Linked DNA regions of Mus musculus: region 1 is linked to region 2. A link is a loop called in an ENCODE intact Hi-C map of the cell type or tissue named here. Cell type or tissue: heart. All regions are shown on one strand. Each heading gives the region's core, and the rest is flanking DNA. Links, peaks and the distances in the headings are about the cores only.

Region 1 (15,745 bases), core at 4,797-12,796, 55 kb after region 2:
CCATGAAGTGCTTTCATATTATTTTTACAAATAAGTGATATGTCTACTCTATGAATAGGAAAACACTGAGGTATAAGTTGTGTGTATGTGTAGTGTATGTATGCGTGTGTGTACATGTGGGTCCATGTACTTAGGTGGAGTGGCCAAACATTGACATCAGGTGTTTGGTGGCTCACCACCTTATTTTTCAAGACAGGGTCTCTCACTGAGCTTGGAGCATCCTGATCTGGCTGGCCAGTGAACTCTGGGGATCTGCTTGTCTCTATCTCTTCTACAACTGCAGTTCTAGGGTTACAGACACTTGCTACCATCATGCCTTGTTTTTGTGGGGGTGGTGAGGATCCAAACTCAGGTCCTAGAGTTTGTACACTGTTATGTTCAGGGACTTGGAACTGACTAGGATGGGAGCCAGGGACTTAAGAAAATGGGAGAGCTACACAGACATACAGTCATAAAAGTAAGATCAGGTAGTCTGAGCTCTTGCCTTAAGGAACTGAAGCACCCCAGAACTTCAGCATATTCAGTATATACAGCTCGACAGAAAGGAGGGTTATTATATACACTTGGACAAGGAGGCCTGAGTTATTACATACAGATAAACAAGGTAATCTAGGCAGGAGCAGTCTCTGTAAGGGAGCAGTATTCAGGTTGTAAATATTCATGGAGAGAAAGCTATGATATACATTTTTGGTTCACACTATCAACATTCCTACTTAGACCAGAGGAAAACTATCATTCCTTCATAGATCTGAAGCTCTGGGGGCTCTGACATGGCCAGTTCCTGTCAACACACACATTTACTCAGGAATTCATTCATTCATTCCCTATAGTGCAGCAAGCACTTTACCCACAGAGCCATCTCCTTAGCTGTTGAAATCCAAGTTTATAAAGAGACTCTCCTTTAGTTATATAATTTATACTGAATTCCCATCTACAGCTTGGGTTTTGGAGAAGGATTTTTTGCCAATTTTAGTAAAGTTAAAGTTCACCTTAAAACAGTAGATACAACATAATTTCTGAGAAGGGGCAGCAGAAAAGGAAGCTTTATCTGAGTTCCATCTCTGCATTAAAAAATAATAAAAATAATAACATCAAAAGACGGGATTTCTTTTTTCTTTTTTTTTCTTTTTTTTTTTTTTTTGGTTTTCGAGACAGGGTTTCTCTGTGTAGCCCTGGCTGTCCTGGAACTAACTTTATAGACCAGGCTGGCCTCGAACTCAGAAATCTGCCTGCCTCTGCCTCCCAAGTGCTGGGATTAAAGGTGTGTACCACCACGCCCGGCAAAAGAAGGGATTTCTTATATAGAACAAATAGTATATCAGGCTTGCATCATAGAAATGGCTCAGCAGTTAAGAGTACTTGCTCTTGCAGAGGACTAGAGTTTGGTCCCCGGCACCACTGTCTGGCACCTTATAGCCACCAGGAACTCCAAGTCCAAGGGATCTGACAGGTCGTCAGGGTTAACCACACGCACCTTTATCCACTGGGCCACCTCCCTGGTCTTATTATTAAAATACTGCACAAGGGGCCGGGGATGTTAGAGGAATGGCTCAGAGGTTCTTGCTGCAAAATCCTGAGGACTGGTGTTCACATCCCGGCACAGTGTGTAACAAATGGCTGACAACATGTTTTGTTTTACTTTTCTACTGCTGTGAAGAGACACCAAGGTGACATAAAACAAAAGCACTTAAATGGGGTCTTGCTTACAGTTTTAGAGGGCAAGTCCATGACCATAATGGCAGGAAGTAAGGAAGCAAGCAGGAAGGCATGATTCTGGAAGCACTAGCTGAGAGTTTACATCTGATCTGCAAGTTGGAGGCAGAGAGAGCTAACTGGGAATGTCATGGGCATTTGAAATCTCAAACCCACCCTCAGTGACACACTCCTCCCAAAAAGCCACATCTTCTAACCCTTCCAAAACAGTTCCTCCAAGTGGGGACTGTAATAGCTATTCCTGGTTGTCAACTTGACTCTATCTGGAATGAACTACAATCCAGAATTGGAGGGTTCATCTGCAATTCAGATCTTGAGGCTGGGGGATACAAGTTTCTGAGCTGGATCTTTGCATGGAGATCTTGAGGCATAGTGGTTATGAAAAGTTTAGGCTCAGACAAGGTAGTACATGCCTTTAATCCCAGGAGACTAAGGTAAGATCGCTGAGTTCAAGGTCAGCCTGGGACAAAACAAATCCAAGATCCTGGCATGGTGGTACACACCTTCAATCTGGGCCACACCTTCTGCTGGAGGCTTACATAGGGACATTGGAAGAAGGAAGATTCGCTCTTTGACTGCTTGTACTCACTTGCCAGCACATCTGTTGGAACTGACTTCTACAGAAGACCAGCTGAAACAACTAGCCTTGTGGGACTGAGCAACTACTAGATTCTTGGACTTCCTATTCACAGCTGCCCATTGTTGGAGAGTTGGACTACAGATGGTAAGTCATCATGCCAAATTGCCTGACTATATAGAGACTATCAATAAGTTTTGTGACACTAGAGAATCCTGACTAATACAATCCCTTTCATGCCTAGCATAAAAATTAAGGATGATGCTCTCATAACAAAATGCGGTATTAAGAGGAAATCATTAACACAGTAATTTAGCTAGTTTCAAAATGTGACACAAGAATTTTCTGATTGGGCCAGTAGGGAACAGGCTGAGCTGGGAGGAGGCTACTCGGCGTTCGGAGGTGGGGTCGGAGCCTGTGCGGCCGGGGTCAGGCAACCGCAACTGCAGCCGGAGCCGGAGCCGGAGCCGGAGCCGGAGCTAGAGCCGGGCCGCCGCGGTGTGGAGAAGCTGCGTCGGGGCGCACAGGTTATTAGAAATGGCTACTCCACAGTCAGTTTTCGTCTTTGCAATCTGCATTTTAATGATAACAGAATTAATCCTGGCCTCCAAAAGCTACTTTGATTTCTTAGGTGTGCCAAAGTCTGCCTCAGAGCGACAAATCAAAAAGGCCTTACACAAATTAGCCATGAAGTACCACCCTGACAAAAATAAAAGTCCTGATGCTGAAGCAAAATTCCGAGAGATTGCAGAAGCATATGAAACGCTCTCGGATGCCAGTAGTTGGAAAGCGTATGACACAATTGGACACAGTGCTTTTACTAATGGCAAAGGACAAAGAGGCAATGGAAGTCCTTTTGAACAGTCATTTAACTTCAATTTTGATGACTTATTTAAAGACTTTAATTTTTTTGGTCAGAACCAAAACACTCGGTCTAAGAAGCATTTTGAAAACCACTTCCACACACGCCAGGATGGTTCCAGTAGACAAAGGCATCACTTCCAGGAGTTTTCTTTTGGAGGCGGATTGTTTGATGATATGTTTGAAGACATGGAAAAAATGTTTTCTTTTAGTGGCTTTGATACCACCAATCGACACACAGTCAAAAATAGATAGACTGAAAATAGATTGAAAATAGACTGTAAATAGATTTCATGGATCTAGCAAGCACTGCAGGACTGTCACTCAACAAAGAGGAAATATGGTTACTACATACACTGATTGTTCAGGACAACAGTTGAATCTTTTCCTGTTTCCACTAAGCCCACCTAGTTTATTCTTCCTTACTATGTCTGATGAAAAAAGTTTTCTGTGAACTATTTTGGTAAATGCATGATTTCACTTATGTTAAGCTGTTTGTTATAGGTATTCCATATATTGAACTTCTTGTTTTTTAAAACAAATTACAATACATTCAGCTAGTAGGAAAAAAAAAAGAATTTTCTGATTGAAGATCCAAAGATATTGGGTGACCCATCCATTCTTCAGAATTGAGTTTGTAAGAGCTGTCAAGGACTTTCATCCACTGAACCATCCCACTGGCCTTGTGTTTAGAAAATCTCAAAAGGGGCAGGGGATGTTATAGAAATGGCTCAGAAGTGTTTGCTGCACAACCGAACCAGATAGGGCAGATCATTTCTTTCTTTTCTTTTGCTTTTAAAGATTTATTTACTTTATGTATACGAGTACACTGTAGCTGTGCAGATGGTTGTGAACCTTCATGTGGTTGCTGGGAATTGAACTTAGAACCTCTGCTCACTCCAGCCCCACTTGCTTCAGACCAAAGATTTACTTATTATATGTAAGTACACTGTAGCGGTCTTCAGACACACCAGAAGACGGTATCAGATCTCATGGTTGTGGTGGTGGTTGTGAGCCATCATGTGGTTGCTGGGATGGGATTTGGACCTTCAGAAGAGCAGTCAGTGCTCTTACCCTCTGAGCCATCTCGACAGTCCTAGATCTTTTTTTTTTTTTTTTTTTTGGAGACAGGGTTTCTCTGTGTAGCCCCTGGCTGTCCTGGAACTGGCCTCAAACTCAGAAATCCGCCTGCCTCTGCCTCCCAAGTGCTGGGATTAAAGGTGTGCACCACCATCAACCAGCTCCAGATCATTTCTTTATGGCTCTTAACACAGGAAAACAGTGAGAATTAGTGTAAAACTTTAGCTATTTATGGTTGGTTTGGGGGATGGGTAATGGATTCTGGTTTTCAACATATATTTTGGGGAAACTATTTCTAATAATTTTATCAATAAGTTTTGACAAAAAATTTTACTTTTTTTTAAAGAAAGGATCTCATTATGTAACTCTGGCTGGCCTAGAACTCAGTATAGACCAGGTTAGCTCAAACTTACAGAGATCCACTTGCCTCTGCCTCGTGAGGGATAGGATTGAAGGCATGTGCTATCATACCCTGCTCCCAACATAATTCTTAATCTGTCTATTTTCCCCTTTTGAACGATTCATGTGTATGACAGTTTTGCTTACATGTGTATATGCTTACCATGTGCATGATTGGTGCCCATGGAGGACAGGAGAGTGTGCCAGATTCTCTGGAACTGGAGTTAGAGATGGTTTTGAGACTCCATGTGGGTGATGGGAGTTGGATGTGGGTCCTCTGCAAGTACAAGTGGGGTTACTTAACCATTTCTGTAGACTCTATAGTTTCACTCTTGGACCATGTCTTTCCTCCTACCATGACAACAATTCTTTGACTCTGCCACACTTGAGACTTAAAGGGAAACCCAGCAAGGTGAGCGACATCTAACTTAGCATATTCCTTTCACTACAGGATTTTCTTATACGCTTATGCTTAAAAACATATCTGAGGGAAAGCAGTAAGAAGGTAGTGTGAAATTCTTCCTCTTTCATTCTAGTTATTCAATTAGGACTGAAATAGCAGCACATTCAACACGAGGTTTGGTTGTCCAACATGAAAAGACTAGGAGTCCATAGTCTTAGTCTAAACAGTGTTATCAGCCACCCAGGTTCTTTGTATTTCTGCATATTGCCATCTTAAACAATTGCTTTTGTCTATTGCCTGAATGATGCAATATGCCTCCCAGGAAAAGGAGCTGGGCATGGCTCAATTGATACAGTGTTTGCTTTTGCACAACTCCCTGGACACCTCTCTGTTACCTCTCCCTCCCTCCCTCCCCCCTCCTTCCTGAGTGTGTATGCATGCACACATCCATTCATGTGTGTGAGCACAGACACACATGTGACCCAGTACAAATGTAGAGGTTAGATGACAACACTGTATGATAGCTCTCAGCTTCCACCTTGTTAGAAACAGTTGTTAGTTACTACATACACCAGACTATCTGGTCAAAGATTGCAGGGATTGCCCTGTATCTTCTTCCTATCATCTGTAAGAGTGCAGGGACTACTGGTGAATTGTACCGCATACCCCCAGCTATTCTTGTATGCTGGAGACGCAAGCTCCAGTTTTCATGCTTGCACTGCAAGCACTTTACCTGCTCAGCCATCTCCCCAGCCCTGCCCAGAAAAGGTTTTACTTAAATCAAGACAGAAATGTCTTTTAGAAGTCTCTACGGAGAAAAAAAGCTCATTTGCCAAGATGGGTTACATGGCTAGTCCTACCTGCAGGATTGCAGGGAAAGAGAAAGACTAGTTGCAATTTTACATTTTTTGCCACAGAAAGCATATACTTAGAAAAGAGGGGGAAAGACTGTTTTTTCCATGTGCTGATTCATATTTTGCAAGACTATTTCACAGCTTAAAAAGTAACTGTAAATGGGAATGGTTGTTGATGGCACATACCTGTAATCCCAGCAGCTGGGGGGCTGAGGCAGAAGGACTACCTTAAGTCTAGACAAGCTGGGCTACGTAAGAGATAGTCTCCAAGTGAAACAGAACCAAACCAAACTAAAACACAACCAAACAAAAACTCCAATCTAATATTACAAGAGTGCTAGAAGTTGGGGCTGGAGAGATGGCTCAGTGGGTAAGAGCACTGACTGATCTTCCGAAGGTCCTGCATTCAATTCTCAGCAACCACATGGTGGCTCACAACCACCCGGAATGAGATCTGACGCCCTCTTCTGCTGTATTTGAAGACAGCTACAGTGTACTTATGTGTAATAATAAATAAAGCTTTGGGCCAGAGGGAGCAGGGACTGAGCGAAGTGGGGCCAACCAGAGCGAGCGGGGTTGACTGGAGCGAGCAGAGGTCCTAAAAATTCAATTTCCAACAACCACATGAAGGCTTATAACCATCTGTACAGCTACAGTGCACTCATATACATAAAATAGATAAATACTTTAAAAAAAAGAGTGCTAGAAGTTCAATGCAACTACCTCTTCCATATATATGCATGTACCCGTACACACACACACACACACATTTAAGAAACCGTCCAATGCTAGGGCTGTATGTAGTTCAGTGGATCTCTCTCTCTCTCTCTCTCTCTCTTTTCTCTCTTCTCTCTCTCTCACACACAGACACACATGCACTAATCACACCCTAGTTCCCTGAATGTTCTCCTACTGATTCTGTGTTCTCCTGACGTGTTCTTTATCTAGACTTATTCCTCTCCAGTCTCTGGAGCCCGATTTGTCTGTGAACTGCTGATATTTCCTAGAGGTGGAAGTGAGGCTGTGTTATTGAGAAGGAACTAGAAAGTCTTCAAGTTTTGAATGCTCGTGGATGACAGAGCTAATCTAACATTTGGACTCAAAATATGTCATTTTACTGTCCTCTTTTTTATACCTTAATATTTAGAATTACAAACCATTCCAAATTAAAATTGTATGCCAATCCAATATGAACTATAATTCAATTCAATAGGAATTATGTATTATTCTCCAAAGCACTTGCTGACAAGCATGAGAACCCAAGTTAAAACCCCAGCCCTTGAGCTGGGTGTGGCAGCACACGCCTTTAATCCCATCACTCAGAGGCAGAGGCAGGCAGAGGCCAGCCTGGTCTACAGAATGAGTTCCAGGACAGCCAGGGCTATACAGAGAAACCCTGTCTCGAAAAACCAAAAAAAAAAAAAAAAAAAAAAAAAAGAAGGCGTTAGATCTTATTACGAATGGTTATGAGCCACCATGTGGTTGCTGGGATTTGAACTCAGGACCTTCAGAAGAGCAGTGAGTGCTCTTACCCGCTGAGTCATCTCTCTAGCCCAGGAACACTATTCTTATAGAAAATAAAGATAAGTATTCAGTCAAAACATATATATAATCATTTTATTATATTACTGGATCAAAAAAAAAAAACAGTTGCCATCTATGCAAATAAGAAATACTTTCTCCAAATGAGAGGTAAGACATTACTAATATTTATTCTCTCCAGAAAACTAACTTTATACATTTTATGGATGACACACTTTTTTCATATTTATTAGTTCTCTGCACATTTCATACAATGCAGTCTGATCATATTGACCCTCTTCCTTCCCTTCTAACCCACCCCTATTTTCTAACCACCCAATTTTGTGTCTTCTCTTTCAAATATAGAGAGTACAACTTGTGCTGCCCATATACACTGGGTCCCACCTTTGTTTCTCATGTTTCATGATTTAAGTATTCAGTATCTTCAGTAATAGGATGTGGCCTTCTACTGGAGTGTAGATGGCCTACCAGGGCCACATCCTTAAGGAAAACTGACTCTCTTCTCTAAACTGATAGCAACTGCCAATAAGTCCTTAGCTGAGGGATGGGACTTTGTGCCTACCTCCCCTTTCCATGCTGGGATTTTGCCTGGCTTGAGACTGTGTAGGTCATCTCTATGTTGTCACAACTGTTGTGGAGTCACATGTGCAACTTTATGTGTCTGGGAAACCGATTCCTTGTAAACAGGGTTCACAGCTAGGTAAGGTGGATACTTACTTTTTCCTCCTATGGTGGCAGCATATAGCACTATGAAATCCCAGTCTGTGGGGAATGAAACTTCCAGGTACATACCAGCTTTATTTTTTCATGTACCATGATTCAAGTATTCAGTATCTTCAGTAACAGGGTCTTATTTTCAAGTTCTGGGGTGCAATCAAGTGTTGGCAATAGCCTGTAATTTTGGGAGAGGTGCCTATGGGACCTCACTGGCAAACCACTCCAAAAGTGGTAATCCCGTTTATGGCATTGAACTTTTTATTTGTTAGCCTACGGTGTCTAGTAGGGGCACTCTGTCCCATTATAGCATAACTGACTGCAACTGTTTCTATAGATATGTATGTATATATTTTAGGAAGTGTCTAGATTCCCATATGACTTCTTCAAAATGCCTTTATGTTTTCTACCTTTCCCATGTTCCCTTCTCTACTTTGCCCTCTCAGGCTCCCCTCCTTTTAACCCTTCCTGTTTCACTATTTCACTTTGACCCTCTAAGCTCAACTGGAAAACCTTGCCTCAATTAATAACATAGAGGACCATCAAGATTGACTTCTGACATCAATCTCAGTCCATCATATTCATGAGTACACATGTGCATACATATCTGCACATATATGAGCCCCAATACTTAATTGAATGTGTGTGTGTGTATTTATATATACTTAAAAAATGAAAACGAGAAAAGATGTGTTTAAACAAAATACACTGACAGGTTAACACATTTTAAAATGTTGATTTTTTTTTTCTAATCAAAAATATAAATTAAAGATGCCATTTTGAAAATCTACCTAACATAAAAATTCAGTTCATAAACTTAACAGTGTGTATACATAAAACTCTGGTAAGACTTCAAGACACCAGGGCATGGGGAGGGGAGTTGAGAGGGTAGTAGAGACAGAGAAAGGTGGAGGGGGAGGAGTACAGACCAGCAAAGAGCACGAGGAGAGAGGGGGGAGGGGATAGGGAGAGAGGGGGAAGGGAGGAGAGGACAGAGGAAAAGCTGGAAGGCAAGAGAACAAGGTGAGAGGGGAGGGGACTGAGCAGCCTCTTTTGTAGTGAGTCAGGCACACTTGGCTGTTGCCAGGTAACTGGGGCAAAGCTTAGATAAATGCTAACAAGGACTTTGTAGGTTAGAGCGGTTTCTATGGAAGCACAAGAATCTGACCTTAGACCCTGGCTCCTAAGCTCAGCTCCAGACTGAGTAAGAGACCTTGTCTTCAGGGAATAAGGTGAAGAGCCATACAGAGGGAAATCCAATGTCTTCCTCTGGCCGCTACACTCACATGTACCCTCCTTCCACATACATACATTTGTAATACTATGATGTAAATATATTAATAAAATAATATTAACACCAGACAGTATGACACACGCACACACCACTAAGGAAATGTGGCAGTCCTCTTTCCTTAAAGCTAACATTTCCAAAATTATAAACAAAGGCACCTCACTTAACAGATTTTTTTCTGAGACAACTGTCATATACAACTGTCATATACCAATATGGAAATTGAAGATCATGTTTAGAGTCAAGATCTTATTCTATGTAAGTGGGACATTTCTACAGAAAAAAAAGGACACTGACAAGACAATAGCTTTTGTCTAAGGTCAAATGTAAAAAATATGATACAGAAGATGATAAACGTAAAATGCTGGTTTATTACATTTGTTCTTTTATTGCTAAACATCACATTCTGACAATTATAAAATCAAATTAAAGCCTTAAAATGAATTACAGCTCAATTAAAGGAGTTATTGGAACAAATCTGTGTGCCACCAGTATGTGGATGTTCAATAAATACCAAGGACACAATGACAGAAAGCTACATCACTAGGAAGCGTATGCTTACAATCTGCTGTTCGCACAGACAATGACCTAGAAGTATTTATCAAAGTCAAGTTTAACTGTATGTCTCTTCAAACTGAGATGCTAAAAATAATATGTACATGTCTCACACTTATGGATGATTAAAATAAAAACCTTAAGAATGTAAACAATGCAGAATAGGAACACTGAGAATAAAATTTCACTGCTGAACAAAGAGACAACACAAAAAGATACTTCTTCAAATCACCAACATAATTCATTTTTCCAATATAACTCATTTTTCTAAATGCTCTACAGAAACCAAAATGAATTTTTCCATAAAGATGATAATACACCAGGGACATAAGACATTCCAAGCTTTACTATGTCAACATATATTTACAGTAACTATTCGACAATCCTTTTTACAGCTTAAATAGAAGCATGCTTTTCTAGCCATAAATAACACTAATCACCATCATTCATTCAAGCACATTAAGCAATTCTGATAGCGCATGCACTACACAGGGAAGCCAGGAGCCCACAGGGAAGCGGAAGAGACAATAAGTAACATCTCCTTTCTTTAGTAATGAGGCCATTTGCATACAAATCTGGACTCCAGGAGAGAAGCACCCAAACCCGACCCTAAAGATTAGCTGGCAGAGGTGTTCAGCAGCTAATAAGAAATAAGGTTTTGTATTGTTGCCTTCACTCAGAAAATGAAGTTAATGAATAGAATTTCCTCTTATTAAAATAGTTTCATGGTCTATGGATAATAGTTTAGTGGTAGAATACTTGCTCGCATGTGTGAGGTCCTGGGCTAAGTACCATACCAAAAATTGTTTTCCTCAGTATTGAAAACAATGATTTACACACATACATTTTCATTAGTAAACTGCTTCATGCATGCGATGAAGTTAATGTGAGTATTTCACGGCATTCTCTAAGCTTTACCTGAAAAGGTCTGTGCCTTTTTAATATGCAGATACATTTTGGTCCTGAGTGATCTTAGAAGACAACAATGCCATATTTTCTGCAATAAAAGTTAGTAATTTGTATGACTTTAGTATTATTAGTAATAATGGCCCATCATTAATAAAATCTCAAAATGATATTCAGTGTATGGTTCCTATTAAAGAATGAAGGCAAATTTGTAATAAAGTCTAAAAAATTTCTAAAAATTGATTTAAAAGTTTTAGGCGCTTAAGAGAACTAATGTTCTGAAAAAGGTCACCTTATGGAGTACCTTACTTCAGGAGGGAGGTATATATCTGGCTATTAATGAATGAATGGATGGATCATTGCCTTTTGTTACCTCTAATGTGTGTGTTTCATGAAATATGTATTTTTCATGACAGAAACAGTATGTGCATATATATTCTTAAGACTAACAGTGTCACATCAGCCAGCTGACTTTCTCAATTTCCCAGGCTTGAACTGCTACCCTACAAGACCAATTGTGATTCTTTACAGCTCAAAAGTCTCTTTCTAGATTCTGGGAAATTTTCATTTGTGCAGCCATTCTCACTAGACTACCAAGTCTTTTATGTACTCACAGAGGTAGCTTAGGGGGAGATGGAAAACAAAGAGGAGGTGTTTAATCCCGCCAACAGAGAGAAACATACTAGGTGCTGGTGACGACAGAGTATGGCTCAAGGTTGAATGTTCTTGCAGCACAAAGGAAAAAGTCTACTCTGGAAGAGTTCTAAGCTGCAAAGCTCTAGGAAGTGGTTAAGTAGGTTTGCTGAAGTTCTGTTGTGATCTGTTAGAGGACTCAGCTTAGTTCTCAAGTTCACCTCTAACTGCCTGAGCTCACATGCTGCCGTGAGAGACCCTTCCTGCAGCATACTCTATATATAACAAGGCTTAAAAATGTTGAGTGTAACTTACACTATGAAAAATGTAATACTTGTGCGACAAACTGTCTTATCACATCACAAGCCTTATCTGCTTTCAACATTGCTCATTTACTTGATAGCACTTGTACAGAGTTTTTGCTTTCATGTTAGCAGATACTTTCATAGAATTGTAACCAGAGTACAGAATAATACACCATTAAACTTTAAAATACTTTTCAAATAAGATAAAGACAAGAGTTATAAAACCAAGAGCACTTGCTCTACTTTCCATTCAACCAAGGTCTAGCTTCCTTCCAATCATTAATGATTTTGTGTATGTGCGTGTGTGTGTGTGTGTGTGTGTGTGTGTGTGGGTGGGTGGGTGGGTGTGTGTGCGCGCCTGTGCATGTATGCATGCACGAAAGGGTCTTGCTATGTGGCCAGTGCTGGTCTGGAACCTACTATGTAGCTAAAGATGATGGCCTTGAATTCACGATCCTTATGCCTAGCCCTCCAAACACATAGAGGCAGGTGCTGGGATTATAGGTGTGCACCAGCACATCACCTTAATGGCACTTTTCAGTAACTTTTACCTGGGACAGGCAAGCTTAGCCTAAGTAGCATAAGTAAGGCCCTGCTTTCAAACACTAGTAGAACACGCAGACACATACCACATACACACGCATTCTCTCTCTCTCTCTCTCTCTCTCTCTCTCACACACACACACACACACACACACACACACACACACGTTTTCCTACAAGATTCTGCTTTTCCTTTTACTATTCCAAAATGCTATATGGTCACACAAAATGGTATTACATGAATGAATTTTCACTTGTTTACAAATTATTCAACAAACATTCAGAGTTTGCACATTCAATCTTTAAAGTAGGATATAGTCAGGAATTATGCTTTTCATTTCTTCTACTCCCTCTACTACAGAGTTTTTGGGTTCTCTAGATATTAGGAGCTCAAAGAGGTTGGCCAAGGTGTTTTAAGGAAACACTTTACATTTCATAACTAGTAAGAATTTCAATGGCAACAGATATTGCCATGTAGCTTTACTTCTTAATTCTGTTGGATGAGAGCAAACATTACCGTGCTGTAACCATCCAGAGTCCCAGTGTCACATTGGCAGCCAAAAGTACACTGCCACCAAGCAAGATGAAAAATCCAATCAGATCTTTGACATCATTGTCTCCAATTACTGAAGTAAGGGTAGCATCCAGGAAAGAGTTTAAAATCCATTGACCATCCAAGGCAAAGCAGGGCACTGCATTAACAATAGCCAGAGCTCCAGAAAGAGAAATCAGGTACCTGGGTAACGATCAGTTAAGGAGCTAGCTATGAGATTACAAGTGGAAATCATCTTCTGAGAAGTCACTGGGAGGTGACATTACTGTAGGTCTCTCTACTTTAAGTCTCTAACATTCTTTCTTATAACAAACACCCCCCCCCAATAAAAAAAGCCCAAAACCCAAACAACAATACAAAACAAAGAACAACAACAACAAAACCCCTAAGCAAACCAATAAATAAATAAATAAATAAATAAATAGCCACTTAAAGCTGGGCAGTGATAGCCTTTAATCACAGCACTTAGGAGGCAGAGGCAGTTAGAGGCCAGCCTGGTCTGCAGATCAAGTTCCAGGACAGCCAGGGCTACACAGAAAAACTCTCTCCAAAAACAAAACACACCCTCCCCTCCCAGAAAAACCCCCACCACAACCACCACCAAAAACCAAAACCAAAAAAAAACCTACCCACTACCAAAAAACCAAAACAACAACAAAAAAGTAAAAAAGCACATAAAAACAAACCCCAAAACATTCTTCTACCTCTATTATTTAAAACTTTCAATAGAAAAGCAAATTACAGAAAGACAGACTAACAAATCTACAATGGATTCCTAAGCTTATGCGTTTGTAATCCTTTAATGATACAACAAAGAGAAGGAATGCAGAAGGACTAAGAAAGAAAGGAAAAAAGTGCCCCCAACCTTAGGGGTTTGTACATGCTAGGCATTGGTCTACTACTGAACAACAATGCCAGGCCCCAAATTAGGATTATGTTAAATTCTGAGACTGGGTCTTGTGGGACAGGATGGTGACAATCCTGTTTTCAAGATCTTAAGCACGCACCAACACTGCAGCCCCAATTTACTTCAACTATATTTATTTTTATTTTATTGGTAAATATGTGTGCCTGTTTCAATGAGTACCAAATGCATGTAGAAGATAGCCTGGCAAGATAAGGATGGAAAGAATAGGAAGCTGAAGTTACCTTGTTGTAGACACTTTGTCATTGTCCTGCTCCTTTTTTAAAATGTAAGTACACTGTAGCTGTCTTCAGACACACCAGAAGAGGGCGTCAGATCTCATTATAGATGGTTGTGAGCCACCATGTGGTTGCTGGGAATTGAACTCAGGACCTTCCATAGAGCAGTCAGTGCTCTTAACCACTGAGCCATCTCTCCAGCCTTGCATCCTTTTTAAAAAGGATTTGTTTGTACATCATATTTGTTTATACATCATATTTCCTGTAAAACTATATATGCTTTTGTGGGGCTGGAGAGATGGCTCAGCCGAGCACTGGTTGCTCTTACAGAGGACCTGGGTTTGATTCAAGTACCCATATGATAGCTCACACTCATATGCAACTTGTTTCTGTCACCCTCTTCTGGCCTCTGTGGCACTGTATGTACACGGTGCACAGATATACCTTAGGTGCATTGGCAGAAGACTGCCCCTGAACTTCTGAGCTAGCGGAGCAGTGGAGACAGTTTTGGTGGCAAGGAAGCTTCTGTGAAAAGAGCCCATCCTCTCTGTGTGCTTCAGACCCTTCCAGCAGCCAGGCCACTGTGATGCCAGCTGCTTTTCCCACAAGATCCTCCTTTCTGTAACCTTTGTCCGTAGCTGATGGAGTTTTCTTCACTGATTTTCCCCTCATATGTAAAACCTGACCTTTCATCTTTAAGGTATCTTTCAGTTGTAAGCAATTAAATGATAAAGCTTTATAATGATCTATTTGGGGTAAAAAGGATAAAGCTACAACCAACATACTTTTAAACCAGAAAGGATACTTGACAAATGTCTCCACAATCACTGGCAGATCTATGCTTAGAAAGTTGAAACGTGGGATGAAACTTGTAATGCTCACTAAAAATGAAAAACAGGGAATAATAAATATTATTCATAGCATAATAAGCAACATTACAAATTTACCATACATTCAAAAATTGCACTAGTCTATTAAAATGGCCAAGCAAAACTTTCCTAAGCATGTGCTCTCTCTCTCTCTCTCTCTCTCTCTGTGTGTGTATATATATATATAACACATACATACACAAACACATTTACATATATACATACACACACACATATGTATGTATAAAATCAGAACCAGGCCTTTAATTCTATTACTTAGGAAGCAGAGGCAGACGTATCTTTGTGAGTCTAGCCTGATCTATATAGCAAGTTCTAGGCCAGCCAGGGCTATATTCTATGAAGTCTCTTTTTGTTTGTTTGTTTGTTTTTTTCTTTTTTGAGACAGGGTTTCTCTCTGTAGCCCTGGATGTCCTGGAACTCACTCTGTAGACCAGGCTGGCCTGGTCTCAGAAATCTGCTTGCCTCTGCCTCCCAAGTGCTGGGATTAAAGGCATGTGCCACCACGACCAGCATTGAAGTCTCAAAACAAAAACAAAAACAAACAAAACAAGAAAACATAAAAGAAAGAGGGAGTGAGGGAAGAAGAGAAAGCAGTTATTATCAAACATACACTACAAATCGTATCATGACAAAACTCGTGTCCTAATATACACTTACATTTTGAGGTTACAGCTATTATAAAGCATTATTATGCTATTTAATGATTACTTCTTTACTGCTAAGATAAAGATTAACATGACTTAAACTCCCTGTACTCTGTAGACTCCATAACCCTGGTCCAAA
Region 2 (15,745 bases), core at 4,896-12,895:
GTCAGTCCAGAGGCCAGGGTGTCAGCCCAGCATGTGGGAGGCAGAGGCAGGCTGATTTCTTTGAGTTCAAGGCTAGTTTGGTCTACATAGAGCTCCAGGCCAGCCAAAGCAGCATAGTGAGATCTTGTCAATACTGTTTCTCCTCTCCCTCCTCCTAATGGTAAAAGTAATTAATAATAGTAGTAGAATTAATAATGTTAATGAATAGAAGCTAGATTGTCATGATGAAAAAGTGGCAGTCTTTTATTTCTTCTCTTGTGGTACTGAACCATGCCATCCATGGATGCTGTATAAGTGCTATGTCACTTGCTGTCCCCAACTGGTTTTTTTTTGGGGGGGGGATGCTTTTTTAACACAAGTTAATCCTCATGCCTTAGCTTCCTAAAATCCTGGGATTACAGGTGCTCACCAGCAAGCCGGGCCACCCTGCACTTTTCTCTTGTGCCCCCTTCTGGGTGAAGCTAAAGAGAATGATTACTCCTCTCCTATCCCTTGAGCCCGCCTGAGCTGTGGCCTAATTATCTGTCATGAGGACATGAGGGGAAGTGGTGACAGAGGACCTCTATTCCTCCCAAAGAAGATACCAATGTTGTCATAAACACAAGGGAGTGGCTACTTGACTTGGGCTAGATCTTTTTGTTCTTTTCTGCTTTCATTCTTTTCATAGCTGTAACCACAGTTTACTCTTCTTCTGAATGCATGCTGCTGAAACTGATGTATCACAGGATGACTTAAGATCTTTGAGTCCTTCCTAGATATGTCATATTGTTTTCTCAGTGTCAAATACAGCGCTTCTCAATCTGTGGATCAGATCCCCTTTGAGGGTCAAATGACCCTTTCACATGGGGTCAGTCACCTAAGACCATCTGAAAACACAGATATTGAGATATCACATTATGATAACATGTGATAACATGATTTATAGCAGTAACAAAATTGCAGTTATGAAGTAACAATGAAAAAAACTTTATGGTCAGAGGTCACCCCAATATGAGAAATTGTATTAAAGGGTCACCACCACATTAAGAAGACTGAGAGTCTCTAGGTGGCCTAGGCCAGCCTGGTCTATGTAGTGAATTCTAGAAGAGCCAGGACTATACAGTGAGGCACTGTCTCAAAAAACAAAGGAAAAAAAAAGATAAATCTACAGAAAACTACTTTAGTAATTTCTTTTTCTGTAGCCTCTTCAAGCCAGAATCTTTATTCAAAGAAAAGCAGATCACAGAACATGTTAGCTTTTTTTTACATTTGTTTGTGAGTAGGATGCCTTGTCCATGCCAGAGGACAATTTGAGGGAGCTAATTCTCTCCTATTATGTGGGTTCCAAGGATTGTACCAGCTGAGCCATCTCACCAACTCAGTTATTTTGTTAAAAGTCTCACCTTACCATATTTTTATACCTCATACCAAAAGGAGTTAATAGCAAGCTTTCTTCTAACACCAAAACCACCAAAGCTTCAGACTAGACAAAGCAGACCTAGAAACGGCAGACATTTTTACAGGAAGGCCTATGATCTTCCTTGCCAACACCTCAAAACCAAAACTGAGGCACTTAAGCTTCAGTATGATATTTTCAAAGCTTCAACATTAAGTGCCATTATAAAACATGCCACTTTATAAAACATAGCTTCCCAAAGGCTGATCCAAGGCATCAGTCCTGAAAATAGTTTTTAACAGTTTCTTTTTAATTTTTTATTAAACTACATTTCAGAAACCTTTATATTCAACTCTATTTTCTAAGGCCAGTAGAAAAGTCTGGAAGGCCTGTGGGCAGGCCCATCACTTAGCCTTGTTTGAACACTAAGACCTGTCTGAACTCCTGGAAGAGAGAGTTTAGTTGTAAGTAAAGCAACACCATGGCCACTGACTGCCCAGTCTTCTCACTAGGGAATTTCCACTCTAGTGTAAAAAATAATCTGCTCATTCCTGGGTTCAACTCACAAACCAACTTATTACACCTCTTTTTGGCCAGAACTTTCCAAATCTCTTGAATAAGCTAAATGTGTATGTTTTTATATCTACCTAAGCACCTTTAATAGCTAGCACACTTCCAAAGTATTTAGTCCTAAAGATTGTAATTAGTGTTAAGTAGTTTATGTCTCACTTGATGATCTTCCAAGCATTTTATTGATGATCCCACCCAACAGCACGATGTGGCTATCATTAATGCCTTTATGGAGAGGAAAGCATTGAGATGCATTTGTTAAACTACACAGCTAAGATTCTCAGTGAATCTAGAAAAGCTATTGCCTCATTTGGGTTTGGGGCTTGATTACTAGTATAGCCTTGTCCTCAATGACTTCTCCAAGACGACACATGACACTATTGTTTTAATGAAATCCAGGCCCATCACACCATAGGGTAGCAGAATTTCTTCCTGAGTGAGTATGGAAATGCCTAGTTGTTAAGGGTTTAAAAGAGCAGTTGTGCATGATTTACATCCTTGGTTTGCAGACTCAAAGTTGACTTTTCTTCACTTTTCAAAAGAAGCAAGCTTGTAATTGAACTACCATGAAATGGTGGGTAGAGCTGCAGGGCTCACCAGCAGTTTTGGGTTACAATTGTAGTGAAATGGTAGATTAAACACCCAGAATAATTACTGACTCCAAAAAGTCAAGTCACTCATAGCCATACTGGACAATTTTTAAACATACAACCACAGGCAATATCTTTTAATGATGCCTTACTTGGCATGAACTTGGGATCCCCCTACCTCAGTATCTCCCATGTCTGCAGATCACAGGTACCACACTCTTGCAAATGTCCAGTAGTTTAATAAATGAATCCTTAGCTACAAGGATTAGTTTAGTGTAGATAGGTTAGGGGGTTGCGATTAAATTAAAGATGGGCATCACTATTCTTTAAGACAGCAAATCCAAAAACAAAAGTACCAAGATCAAAGTTACCAAAGGCCTCAGGGCCTTAGCCTCAACTCCTAAGGAGCTGCCAATTCAAATACAGATTTTAATTGTATGCAGAGGAGATGAGAAGATTCCAAACTGGTAATTCCGCCAATGCAAAATCCAAACTGACTCTATTTTCTCAAAACAAACAAGACAAATTGCCTACCAGTTCTTCGACTGGAAACTCCTTTTCAGTGGCTCATACGGGGCTTTAGTTGACTTGAAAAAGTACCTTTCCTCTATTGAGAGGGGAGGAAGGGGTTGTCAGTGCCTTGGTTCTACGTTTTCAGCAGCAAGTGTACCTCCCAAAGCATTTAAAACAAGAGAAAAGCATCCAATGAAAGCTAATAGAGGTGTCTTGATATAAAGTACAAATTGACTTTACCATGTGCTACCTCCATCAGCTTAAATGGAGATCAGGGCTAGAGAAATGGTTCAGCAGTTAAGAGCACTCACTGACTGCTCTTCCTGAGGCCCTGAGTTCAATTCCCAGCAACCACATGGTGGCTCTCAACCATCTGTAATGGGATCTGATGCCCTCTTCTGGTGTGTCTGAAGACAGCAACAGTGTACTCACATATATAAAATAAATAAAATCTTTTTTTAAAAAGAAAGAAATTGAGATCATGTAGAAGCATTTTGCCTTTTTAAAAATGTTTCATACAATACACTTTGATCAAAATTTTAATTGTAAGCCCACAAAATAAATTCCCAGCAACAGGGTTATTATGGCTGAAGTCATTTTTTGTTGTTGTTGTTTTGTTTTTCGAGACAGGGTTTCTCTGTGTAGCCCTGGCTGTCCTGGAACTCACTCTGTAGACCAGGCTGGCCTCGAACTCAGAGATCTGCCTGCCTCTGCTGGGATCAAAGGCATGCACCACCATCTTGAGAATGATCAATGCTACAGAAGAATATTCTACAAATCCAGAGGAAAGAGAAGTTGATTTAAATAACAACAAAAAAGTTGCAACAAAGCAAATCAGACAAGTCAAAGAAAGGCAGATTCTAATCATGGCCCTCTTCCAAGCAGTCTACGAATCATTTCAAACACAATTCACTTATGGTAGAAAACCTAGCAAAGTAGAATCAATGTCTTCCTCCAAAGCTGTTTAGTTCTGAGACACCCGGAGCACCAAAGCAAAGTGAAAGGCTGGATGCAGGGATTTCAGTAAAAGCAAGAACTGGATAGGAATTGATCTTCTGGGCTGATAACTGAGTTTATATTCATCCACAAGGTACTGAGGACCCAAGGATGTTTTGTAAATGAGAAAAGGAATCAAATGATCCAGCCTTTCTGCCAATGGAGACAAATGGTGAGACTGTGGCCAAGAAATAGAAGCCTGAAAACAGATGAGCAGTGAATTTTGAGTGCCCTGAGCAGGTGCTCTCACAGAAAGAGTCAAGGACAGGGCAGAGGAGGTTCTTGGGATAAAGTGTGTCAAAGAATTCTGATACAGTTGGAGGGACTGCCTTCTGTTTAGTGTTGGGTTCTTTTATATTATTGCTGTGGCCGTCAACATCATCATCCTGTGCCTTTACAAACACTGGCCAGAAGAGGGAGTCGGATTCCCTAGAGTTGCACTCATAGGCAATTGTAAGCTGCTGGACTCTGAACCTCTGAAAAAGCAGTAAAAACTCTTATTCTTATTCTTGTTGTTGTTGTTGTTGTTAATTTGTTTTGTTTTTCAAAGACAGTGTTTCTCAGTCTCTGAGTAACATTTCTGACTATTCTAAACCTAGCTCTGTAGACCAGGCTGGCCTTGAACCCCAGAGATTCTGTCCCGCGTGCTGGAATCAAGCATCTGAATTAACCCAAAGGAAGATGTTTATGATGGAAATTTAAGAAACACCATTTAAGAAAGTTCATCGTAGGGTAGAACCAAAGCTTTCTTGCCCAGTCATCAGTCCCTCAAGGCTCTAAGGTTAAAGCCAAAAAGGCAGAAATCCTTTGTGGAGGAGAAATGTAAAGGATGAGGTGCTGGTGAATCAGAAAATGGCTAAATATAATCAGGAATGGCTAAAGCTTGACAATTTATTTTAGCTACTGGAGTCACACAAAGAAGGCACGGCTCCACCAGAAAGTAGTTCACCCAGGCAAATTAGGAGAGCCACAAATTTACATAGGCTCAACAGGAAGTAATCGCCAAGCACTAAACAACCAGCACCTTGGGGGAAGGTGGAGCCTTCCGTAACAATTTGCATGCAAAATAGATGTTTCCAGGAAGGACCTGAGGAGTTTTGCTTATCATACTAATAATTGAAATGCCTTTAGCCAGAATTTAGGGCAATTACCGGTGTGGGCACTACTGAAATTTGTGGGCTCTAGTAGGCCTTTTTAGGTATCTTTAACGTGTTTATTAGAGTAGCTATAGCATAGCTACAGTCTTGTTTTATTTAGAGACAGGGTCTCAGGAATGCAAGGCTGAACTCACTATGTAGTAGAAGATGGCTATTAAAGTCTAATCTTCTTGCTCCACCTAGTAAGTGCTGGGATTGCAGGCACGGTGGGAGGAATCAACACAAGACTTGTGTATGCTAGGTAAGCTGAAGTCTCCAAGCCCATTTCTCCAGAAACCACCACATTTCCCTCACACTGTGGGGCATGGAAAAAATACCCCAATAGGCAATCACTACCTTAAAAAGTAAGGGATTTGGCAATTAGGACAGCAGCAAAGGCCTTGCAATCAAATAGGTAATCTCACATAAAGGTTGTCAATCTCAAAGACGATAGGGGAGGCATGAGTCGTCCCATCATTCAGTTTGCAAGAATATCTTGGGTTCAAGGCTCCACTGCACAAGCTCCTCTTCCCTCCCCAAATCTGGAAATCTCAATGGGCCTAATTTATTGATACTTAAAATGTGGACTAGGCCTGCCAAAGGCGCACAAGCATGCTTCAAATGTGTACTTTAAAGCAGAACCTGGACCTGGTAGGGGCACTCCAAGTAAAATAAAGGTGTGGGCGAAGCCACACTCTATTAGCATCTAGGGATTCATTCACTCAGGGGCCAGTAAATCCAACCCAAAGGGCCTTTCAATTTGAATGGGTAAAAATACACCTATATTTTTTTTCACTGAAAATCAGCACGTTCTCCCACTTATGTCGACTACTCACTCCTACCTGTTATAACCAATGAAATCAAATTTTTTATACTTCTACTCCAACAAGCCAGGAGAAAATATCACATCCTACCCTCTACATACCCAGAGCCTTGATTAGGGGCTGGGACCAGAACAAGAGTATGTCCTCTACCAGTCCCCAAGATACTCAGGACTAATTTATCCTTGTTGGGTTTGAGCTGGAAAAAGAAAAAAGGAATCTCATGTTTCCTGAGATCAACACTCCTCAGAATTCAACACTTCACTTATAAGATGACCAAAGATGAGATTTGTTTTAGCAAAAAACAATTTTCTGAGTTCCTTCATCAGGCAGACGGATTAAGTACTCTCTAAGTGGTTAGGTTGCAGGTAGTTTGCCTTGGTAACTAGGTTAGACGGAACTGAAACAATAACATGGCTAAGGAGTTCCAGTTTAATTCCACTAAAATCACAGCATGGAACTGCTCCATTAGGAAGGATTACCAACAAACAGGAGGAGGAGAACATGCATTCAAGCTCCGCAGCCATTTGACTCACCCTTGAGTCACATCCAATACTTCCATGCCAAGAGGAATGCCTTTTGACTCACTATCAACAATTAAATGTTTTTAGAGACCTCACACATGGAGGGTTTTTTTTGTTTTGTTTTGTTTTGTTTTTGTTTTGTTTTTTTTAACCAAGCACCCCTTTTTTGGAAAGGAAGGGAATTTAAAAATCCTTGTGATGTAGTCAAAGCACCCCATTTTTAAAATATGGATGTGGATAATAAGGACATGCCTTAGTCTTCATTTAATGACAGAACACTTTAAGAACTCCAGATCTTACATACATTGACTTATACACAACACCTGAACACAGTGGCTTTTTTTTTCCTAAAAGGTTGTCCACTGTATCATCAAAGTTTTCTTTGAGTGGGTGGGGGCGGGGGATCGAGACAGGGTTTCTCTGTATAGCCCTGGCTGTCCTGGAACTCATTCTGTAGACCAGGCTGGCCTTGAACTCAGAAATCCACCTGCCTCTCATGTGCTGGGATTAAAGGCTTGCACCACCACTGCCCAGCTAAGGCACAAAGTTTTTCTTTGTATCATTAGTGCAATCCTTGAGATAGGATCTCAGTCTATAGTCCAGGTTGGCCTTGAACTCTCCACCCTCTGCCTCCAGGGTATTGGGATTACATGAATGTGCCACCTTGGGTCCAACTCAAAGGTTTCTTGTTTCTTTGTTGTATTAAGGATCCAACCGGGTTGTACTAGATTTAGATATAAAATCCAATTCAGTCTCTGCCTCTGGGTGCTGAGATTAAAGGTCTGCCAATATGACTGGCTTTAATTTTCTTATTTTTAATTAGGAGCAAAGTGTGAGTTAAAACATTAACAGCTAATGCTTGTCTCTTTTGGAGGAGGGGAGGGTCTAAACAGGGTTTCTTTATGCAGCCCTGGCTGCACACCAAGCTGGCCTCAGACTCAAGAAAAGATCCACTTGCCCTCTCTCAAGAGCCTTCCTTCGAGCTTTAAGTGTGTGCTCACCCTTTATTCTCAGTGTTTAAACTAAGCTGAAGGTTTACTCTTCAGTGGAAGGGCTAGAATTTCTCTGACCCCATGCTGAGCTCACTGTCCCTCCAGCCTACTGGAAATGGGATGCTAGAGATAAAATTCACACCTTCCCAGCTGGGAGGCCACAACAGTTGCTTCACATTCCTCCCCCACTAAACTCACGGTGCTAGAACTCCCATTAACCAATCAGCCCTGTAAGCTGCCAAGATAACAGTAGAACCTTTGTGATCCTAACACACTCCTCCAGCTCCACCACCCAAGTACCACCTTATTCTCTCCCAACTGTCTCCCTTGCTTCCATCCTCACCTAAGCAAAGTGGGAAGTGAACGGTGTTACTTTTTTTTAAACTCTATTCCGACCACCCAAGCACACTGGCTTACCTAACAACCCTCTAGTTCACCCGACCACAGTAAATGCCCTGAGTGTGCACTGTCCCTTGCTTCTTGCTTTCTCTCTCTTTTTTTTTCTTCCTCCCCGGAAAAAAAAAAAAGATGAGGTTCCAAAACGTTAGGAGATAAACCCAAAAGGCCACCCACAGAAGAGAATCAATTAGAAGAGGCAGACTGAAATCCAGGTTTTGCTCCAAATCCCCCCGATTTTATTTTTTGTCTTTACATTTATTGATCTTGTGAGCTCCGAGATCTTTTAGGATTGGAAGAAAAAGTACAAAGTGTGAGCTCAGAAGTTCAAAAGCAATTAAGTCGGTGTTAAAAAAAAAAATCCCGACAGAAAAAGCAGAGTGGAATCCACGTGTTCCATTAATAGAGAAACCAGAGAAAAGGGAAGACTGGGGCACCACACTATGTGCGGGATGATCTGGTAAGTGAAAGTCTGCCGCAGTCGCACGTTTAAAGGCCCAATCATTCCCGCCCACTGCGCCCATGCTTGATTCTCTCAAAGAAAAGAAGCCAGCAGTACATCCATCCCTACCCTTCAAAATTCCATCACGCAAAAAAGACTCTCCCAACCATTTCTGCCGAGACCAGGCTCAAATATCTGAGCCTCCAGGATTAGGGGTGATGGTGATGGTGGTGGCTCTAGTTCCCGCGCCCAGATCTCATCCCTCCCCACCCCCAATAATAATAATAATCGTTTCCTTTCTCTGCCCGCCGGGTCCCTTTTCAGAGGATCCTTCATCTCCTTAGATGACTAAAAAAAACCTTGCAAGCGCTGAGTGGCCCTGGTCCTCCTTCAACCCTCGCTGCCCTTAAGGGGAACCCCCCGACACACACACCCAAGAGGGAAATTCAGCAGCCTGCCAGAACAGGAAAAGGTGGCGTGGGCAGCGGTCCCGCGCCGCACACACCCCTCGCTCAGGCCTGCCTCGCCCGCCGTGCCTCGAACGAGCTAAGGCGCTCCGGTACCCGCCTCCCCCGGGGATCCGCCGCGCCCCACGGGCTGAAAGGGATTCCCCCCCAACAACGGGGCGTGGAGGGCGGCGAGCCCGCGTGGACCGACGCTCCAGGCCCGGAAGGGCGGGCGGGCGGTGCGGCTGGCACACACGGACGCGGTTCTCCCAGGCCCCGCAGTGCGCCAGCCTCCAGCTCAGCCGAGGACCAAACGCGGCGGGGGACCGCGGGGGCGCGGCGCGGCCTCCGCCGGTGCACGAGGGCCCGCAGCGTGCTCCGCGCAGCAGCCCGGCAGACGCAGGCGCCGCGCGGCCGTCCGCATTGTTCAGCCTGCCGCGCGCGCCCCGGAGGAGCCTGGTCCTGTGGCCTCGAGCCCCGCAGGCGCGGAGGGAACTGTCGCCCCGCCGCCGCTACCGCTACCGCTGCCGCTGCCGCCGCCGCCGCCGCCGCCGCCGCCGCCGCTGCGGCGCCCGTGCAGGTGGCGAGCGGCGCCCTCACCTTTGGCGCCGAGCTTGAAGTCGAGCGTGCTGTGTCTTGCTGCTGCCATAGTGTGGCGAGGCCCTGTGCCATGCCTGGGGAGGCGACCGCAGGAGACTGAGGGACCGCGCGGCGTGTCAGGCTGCGGGCCGGCGGGGAGTGCGCTGCGCCGGGGGAGGCCAGGAGTTAGGAGGTGGGAGGGGCCGCGGGCAAGCGACCCGGGGCGCGGGGGCGGGGCCGACCCGCCTCTTAGAGGAGGAAGCAGGGACGCCTCCAGCCCCGAACTTGAAGCGCTGGGTGTGAGGCCTCGCTAATGGTGGAATCGCGGGCGCCGGGCTCCCTGGCATGCGTCACCAATGGCCGCGCCCTGCGCTAAAGCTCTGGCCATGCTCTCCCGCCATTCGCCATCCGTTAGGAGGTCACCCAGCTTTAAACGGCTCAGCGCGACTTCCGGGGGGCCTCCCTATACACTTCCCCATATGCCTACCCCTCCTCCCCAAGCAAAAGCCCCAGTTACTTCCTGACCATTTGAAGAAAATAAAATGCTACCACCCCTGTAGTCTTAAAGTACAAGCCTGACTTTTTCTTTAAATGCACGTGAACCCCGCTGGGATTATTAACAATGTTTCTATTGGTAAGGGGTAGTATTTAAGAACAGAATAGAAGGCTCCTGGGCATTCAAGTAGCATACATTTTCATGCAAATTTGGAAAAGAATCAAGGACTAAAGCCTAACTGAGAAGTTGCAGATGTGAGAGCCTCTTCCACAGGACTTCCCCCTCCTCGGTACCTCTATTTTTTGTCAATGGACCTACAGCCTTGGCCTCTTTTTTGACCGTTAGTAGCATTCAACAAGATGGGACAAAAGAGAACTGAAGTGCCTGGGGAATAAAGGGATCCTTTATTGCACGAGCAAAATCCCAGGGCAAATTGACTCCATCATTGTATGGATTGCTGTGCCTCTCCTGATACCAGGAATTTCTGTAATGGTTGTTAAACTTCAGATTAGTGAACTCTGTGCCTCCTCAACAACACAAAAACATTAAGTTTAGCTTTCCCTTAGGCCATTTCGAATGGTCGTTTGGTTTGGTTTGGTTTGTTGGTTGGTTGGTTGGTTGGTTGGTTAGTTTTGCGTAGTCCTTCCCTGTCCTGCAAGAACCTAACACTGACGTCATATTTGTCCTTCAACAACTGCATCTCTTTTCAGTGGGCTCCTACTTTGTTCCTATCCATAGCCATCTGTTTTTATTTCCTTCTCTGGAGACCAGGTCCTCAGTTTTGTAAGCTAATTTGTGTTCCGCTCCATCAGCCCCAATGTATCAGCCCCAAGCTCCTCTTTCTTCCTTTCTTCTGGAGTCAAGTCACTAGAACATAGCTGTCCTCCTGTGTGTTTAAGGGTAGTGAAGCTTCCCGCGTAGGACATGTGCTTCATGCCCTGCCAGCATTGGGGTAAGCCACCTGCCTTCCCTTAGCTTCACTATCTGCTGTCAACCTCTTGAATTTCTTGAAAATTTCAGAGCAGAAGGCATCTGAGGTTTTGCTGATAAGTATGTAGCTGGTCTTGCTCAGTAGATTGTGGAGAACATTGCAGACCACCATGGGCTCCCAGCTGAAGCATATCCGCCCTAGAATTTGTACTTCACCTTGCAAAGGGCAAAATGAAGAACCTTGAGATACTTTAATGAAGTGATGTCAAAAGAGAGCCCTGAAGAGAAGAGGATGCTCGATATAGGATCAGTATTGTCAGGATGATGTTAGCAGTTTACTGCAAGGGTCTTCTCACTAATCTGCATAATCCTGGCAAGACTATTAAAGATAAGAAACAGGAGCCTGACGTTAGTGGCACACATCTTTAATCTCAGCACTTGTGAGGTAGAGGCAGGCAGACATGGCCATCGGGAGCAACACTATTATGAGGTGTGGCCTTGTTGGAGGAAGTGTGTCAACGTGGGGGACAAGCTTTGAGGTCTCCTTTGCTCAAGCTATACCAAGTGTGGCACACAGTCTCCTTCTGGTGCCTGTGAATCAAGATGTAGAACTCTTGGTTCCTCCAGCATGTTTCCTGCCATGATGATTAGAGACTAAACCTCTAAACTGTAAGCCAGCCCCAAGTAAATGTTTTCCTTTATAAGACTTGCTGTGGTCATGGTGTCTCTTCAGTGAAAGAAAGCAAAGGCCTCTATAAACCTCTCCAACTGGGCTATGACTACCTATTTGGATTCTGGAAAATATTGTCATTGCCTGAGTTTTTGCAATCTAGGCCCCAATCTGCAAGGATCATTTCAAAATTAATCATTTAGGTTGTGCCTAGCAATTATATTATAGTTGATCCATTAAGTGTAATTGTCTAGTTATTACACCAGCAATGATCTCTACCTCTCATCTTGCAACAAAAGATGCAAAAAAAAAAAAATCCTAAGTTATGTTTTGACCTTTGAGGCGGTTTGCTTGAGAATGGCCCCCAAAGGCTCATATGTTTGAATATTTGGTCCCCAGTTGGCAGAACTGTTTCAGAAGGACTAGGAGCTGTGGTCTTGTTAGAGATGTCTTACAGGGAGTAGATTTTAAGGTTTCAAATGGCCAAGCAATGCCCACCTTGATCTCTCAGCCTCATGCTTGTGTATCAAGGTGTGAGCTCTCAGCTACTTCTCCAGTTCCATGCCTGTCTACCTATTGTCATTCTCCCTGCTATGATGGTCATAGACCCACCCTCTGAAATTGTAAGCCCAGAATATACTTTCTACTGTGTGTTGCCTTAGTCCTGGTGTCTTAGCACAGCAATAGAAAAGTAACTAAGACAAATATGGCATGCCCCCTCACACACACACATAAATTAAAGGCCTGGTCCTCAGTTGGTGACACTGTTTGTCACCAAAGGTAATAGAAACTTTAGAAGGCCTACCTAGCTGAAGGAAGTGGGTCACTGTGGGTGTGTCGGAATCTTGTTCCTCTTGCTGTTTTTCTCTGTTTCATGGTGGATCCTAAACCCTTATGCCATCATGTTCATCCACCCCATGGCCCAAAAAGCAATGGAGCCAGCTACCCATGATGGAAAGCATGAGCCAAAAGAAACTTGTCGCCCTTTTTTTGAGTTGTTTATGTCAAGTACTGCGTCACAGCAATGACAAGCTAACCCATTAACCAGAGCCTACATTTTGAGACAACTTCCCGGTTAACAAATGTTTCCAATGGCAAAAATATGGGTGATATGGATTATTCATGTACACCAGGCTACCCTCTGCTGCCCTCGACCAAAATGGAGGAATGTAAAAAGGAAACTAGGACTTACCTTCCAGGCACTAGTCATACGCTCATGAACAAACGTATTCTATAAGAAACAATTCCCTAGACACTGAAATCCAGTAAACCAGTGAGCAACTAGCCAGGACAAGGCACAAACAAAGCTACTCCATAGTCATGTCTCCACATGGGCAAAATGTGGACATTGTCCAAACCACAAATAGGACCAGACATTCCCCAGTCTTGCTAATAGTGATGCCTGCTGCTTTTCTACCAACCCTAGGTTTATCCTGGCTCTCTAGAAACGTTTGCTAAGATACTCAGTCATAGACATAGCCCTGGTAGCATCCAAGCCTGATTGCCTGAAATGTTTCCCAAGCCACCTGATGCAAATCCCCTACGTCAGCATCTCTCTCACTCTCTAGCTTAGATGTCCCAGTATCCCCAAGGTGTATGTTCTCCCAGAAACAAGATGAAAACAGCTTGTTGAACTGCAGAGGTATTCCTGAGAGTGTATTGCTGGAGGGCGGTAAGAAGGTAGGTAAAAGGATGACATCATAGCTTAAGAGTAAAAAATAAAACCATAGGGTACCAGTTTAGGAAAATGCTATTTAACATTAGACTTAGTTCTACCCGAAAGTCACTTACAAAATGGGCTGTGTTGGATATCAGTAACAGAGTTTTTGTAAAGTCAGAGGACGAGCTGTAGTCTGCACACTTAGCAAAAGAAACTACTAGGAAGAAGGAAGTCAAAAGCAGAAAAGTACCCCCCTTTAAAAAGCAGAATGTGGTGGTAATGGTGGTGATGTTGATAGTAGTGATAGTCACAGTAGAGAAGAACTAAGGTGATTAGCTGAAAACATCCAAATGCTATAGTAAGAGCCACTGGAAACTCCCCCATCCTGTCCTTGTCCTAAACCTTCATGAAGAGTGGTAGGTAAGGAGTTAGAAGCTGCCCCAAATACCAAGGGCAGTAACTTTCCATTTTACTGTTGGGATTCCGGTTACCATTTTGCAAAGGACCCTTGGAGACATTGTGCACACACACATCCCTGCCTCCAATGTGCAGCTGAGGTGAAATCACTTCCTCTCTTCAAATCTGGCATTCACTATTAGGCTTAGAATGGCTGTTAAAAATCTGGAACACTCCCTTACTTTTCCCAGATGAATGTGGGACTCGTCCAGCTATTTAAACACAACAGTACTTAAAATACTGATTAAAAACTGTGTAACTGAAAGAGGGGTTTGGATCATTGATGTGCTGATTCACAATTTCAGCTGCACACTGGGACCACGTTGGGACTTGAAACACATGCTGTTGCCTGGGCCCCAGGCCTAGCACTTGATGGAATTGGTCTGAGGCCTAGGCATTGCATTCAAATTATTTAAAAGTAAATAGACAAAACCCCAAAGAGTCCCATGGAAAGCCAAAAGTCCCACTGCCAAATCCTAAAGCAGGTTATGTCACAATAGATGTCACTCCAGTTCATATCCACGCAGATAGCCAGAATAAACAAATGTGAAAAGATGCAAAGTAAGGAGTGTGGGAGTTCAGGGAAACTGAAACTCTTCTGCTTTACTGGTGAGGATATAACAAGATGTGTCCATCCTCCTTTTTTTTTTTTTATAAAAAAAAAAAAAGGTTGCCGTAGCACGTAGCACTGTTGCTCAATGGTAGATTGCTTGCTTAGCATGCTTGAAATCCTGGGCTCCATCCCCAGCACTTTAAAAAGGAGGGGTAGGATGATGAGATAATTATCATCATATGATTCAAATACTCCAATCTGGGTATAAACACACCAAACAGTTGAAACCAGGTGTTCATGAGAATGAATGTTTATGGAAGGATTATTCACAATGCCCCCAATGTGGAAACAATTAAAATGTCCACCCATAGATACATAAACATGTGGTATATTCATGCAATGAGACATTTACTATTTGATTATTAAAAAAAAATGTGTGGGAGGCGTCCTGTGAGATGGAGACATCTACTTTCTTTGGAAAGTTATTTATGTCAAATGATGGTTCGCTGGGGCACACTCAGGTGAAAGGATATTTTGCTGGAGCAGACACAGGAAAGAATGCTTTCCTGAAGCAGTCACAGTTGAAAGGATGTTTTGACATAGCAAACATGAGAAAGGACCAGAGATGAAGGAGGATAAATGTGACCCCACAGACAGTGGGAGACAAGCACTGAGCACTGGTTTGCTTTGCTCCTCCTGGCTATTCTTCACTAATGATATGCTAAGTTTAAGTCCAGGCATGGTAAAAATAAGCCTTTAATCTCAGGAGGCAAAGACAATCAGATCTGTAAGGCCAGCCTGGGACAGAGCAATTTCTAGGTGAAGAAAATCCAGGCATGGTGGTACACACCTTTAATCCCAGGAAACAGGCATGCCAATCTCTGAGTTCAAGGTCAATCTACCGAACAAGTTCCAGGAGAACCAAGTTTGAGCAGTGAAGGAGTTGGAAAACAGAAAACTGGTGATAATGCAATAGAACACGGGGTGGGGGTGGGGGGGAATGTTCCAGACCCAGCAAGCAACAGAACTCGTCCGCTTTGGCCACATGGCTCTGGCTTTAGAGTCTAGAAGGGACTACTGCGACAATTGATGCTGGTTAGCTGAAGCTAAGAAATTAGCAGTGATTAAGAAGAGGCCAGCATCACTGAGGTGAAATCTTCTGGGAATTGTTTTCTGGGAGCACAAAGAAGCTGTGTTCTAGAAATAGCCAAGGTTGTACCTTGTGCTTCAGCTGCACTTGGTAATGTGTAAGAGTCACCCAGGTGGTACTGGTTTTGAAGGCATGAAGGCGTCATGAACTGCAGCTGAGGCTTGGCACTGTGGCAGTCTATGGAAGGCCATTGGTGAAGGTATAGCCTCAATTTCAGTTGACAGCCCAAGACTGAAGGGGTCATGAAAAGGATTTGAGGCTTGGCACCATGAAGAGAGACTATGAATGGGTTTTGGAGAAGCCTAGTTGCAGCGGAAAACCCCAGTGTATTGGAGATGCCAGTACCATGGGATGATCACCAAGAACAGCAAAGGCAGTGGAATGAATAAACCTGAGCTTAGTGCACTACAAAGTTAGTAGCATTTCTAGTCTGCCCTGTTGCTGCTGCTC

Evidence for each region. A loop is a pair of places that touch in the nucleus more often than their neighbours do. Peaks named below come from ENCODE experiments on the same cell type or tissue, not always from the same donor. Only the 100,000 strongest peaks of a DNase experiment are listed, where the experiment ranks them.
Region 1: a loop joins it to region 2, with 2.3 times the contacts of the local background. A loop is called at or near these places in 2 of 42 quality-filtered maps.

What each region holds. Positions count from the first base shown.
Region 1 is chrX:157,538,039-157,553,783 of GRCm38, forward strand. Mbtps2 (membrane-bound transcription factor peptidase, site 2) reads right to left here. Exons shown (of 11, transcript NM_172307.3): 10 at 14,878-14,953; 11 at 9,784-13,112. The coding sequence ends at 12,890. It also overlaps the pseudogene Gm6568. Among named protein-coding and RNA genes, the nearest start is that of Yy2, 23 kb to the right of the region's middle. In heart, for the core only: no CTCF peak of the experiment used is centred there; no DNase peak of the experiment used is centred there.
Region 2 is chrX:157,482,504-157,498,248 of GRCm38, forward strand. Sms (spermine synthase) reads right to left here and starts at 9,784. Exons shown (of 11, transcript NM_009214.4): 1 at 9,402-9,784. The coding sequence starts at 9,450. In heart, for the core only: no CTCF peak of the experiment used is centred there; DNase peaks (open chromatin) are centred at 8,918, 9,288 and 9,598; H3K4me3 peaks cover 2,898 bases; H3K27ac peaks cover 2,073 bases; H3K27me3 peaks cover 515 bases.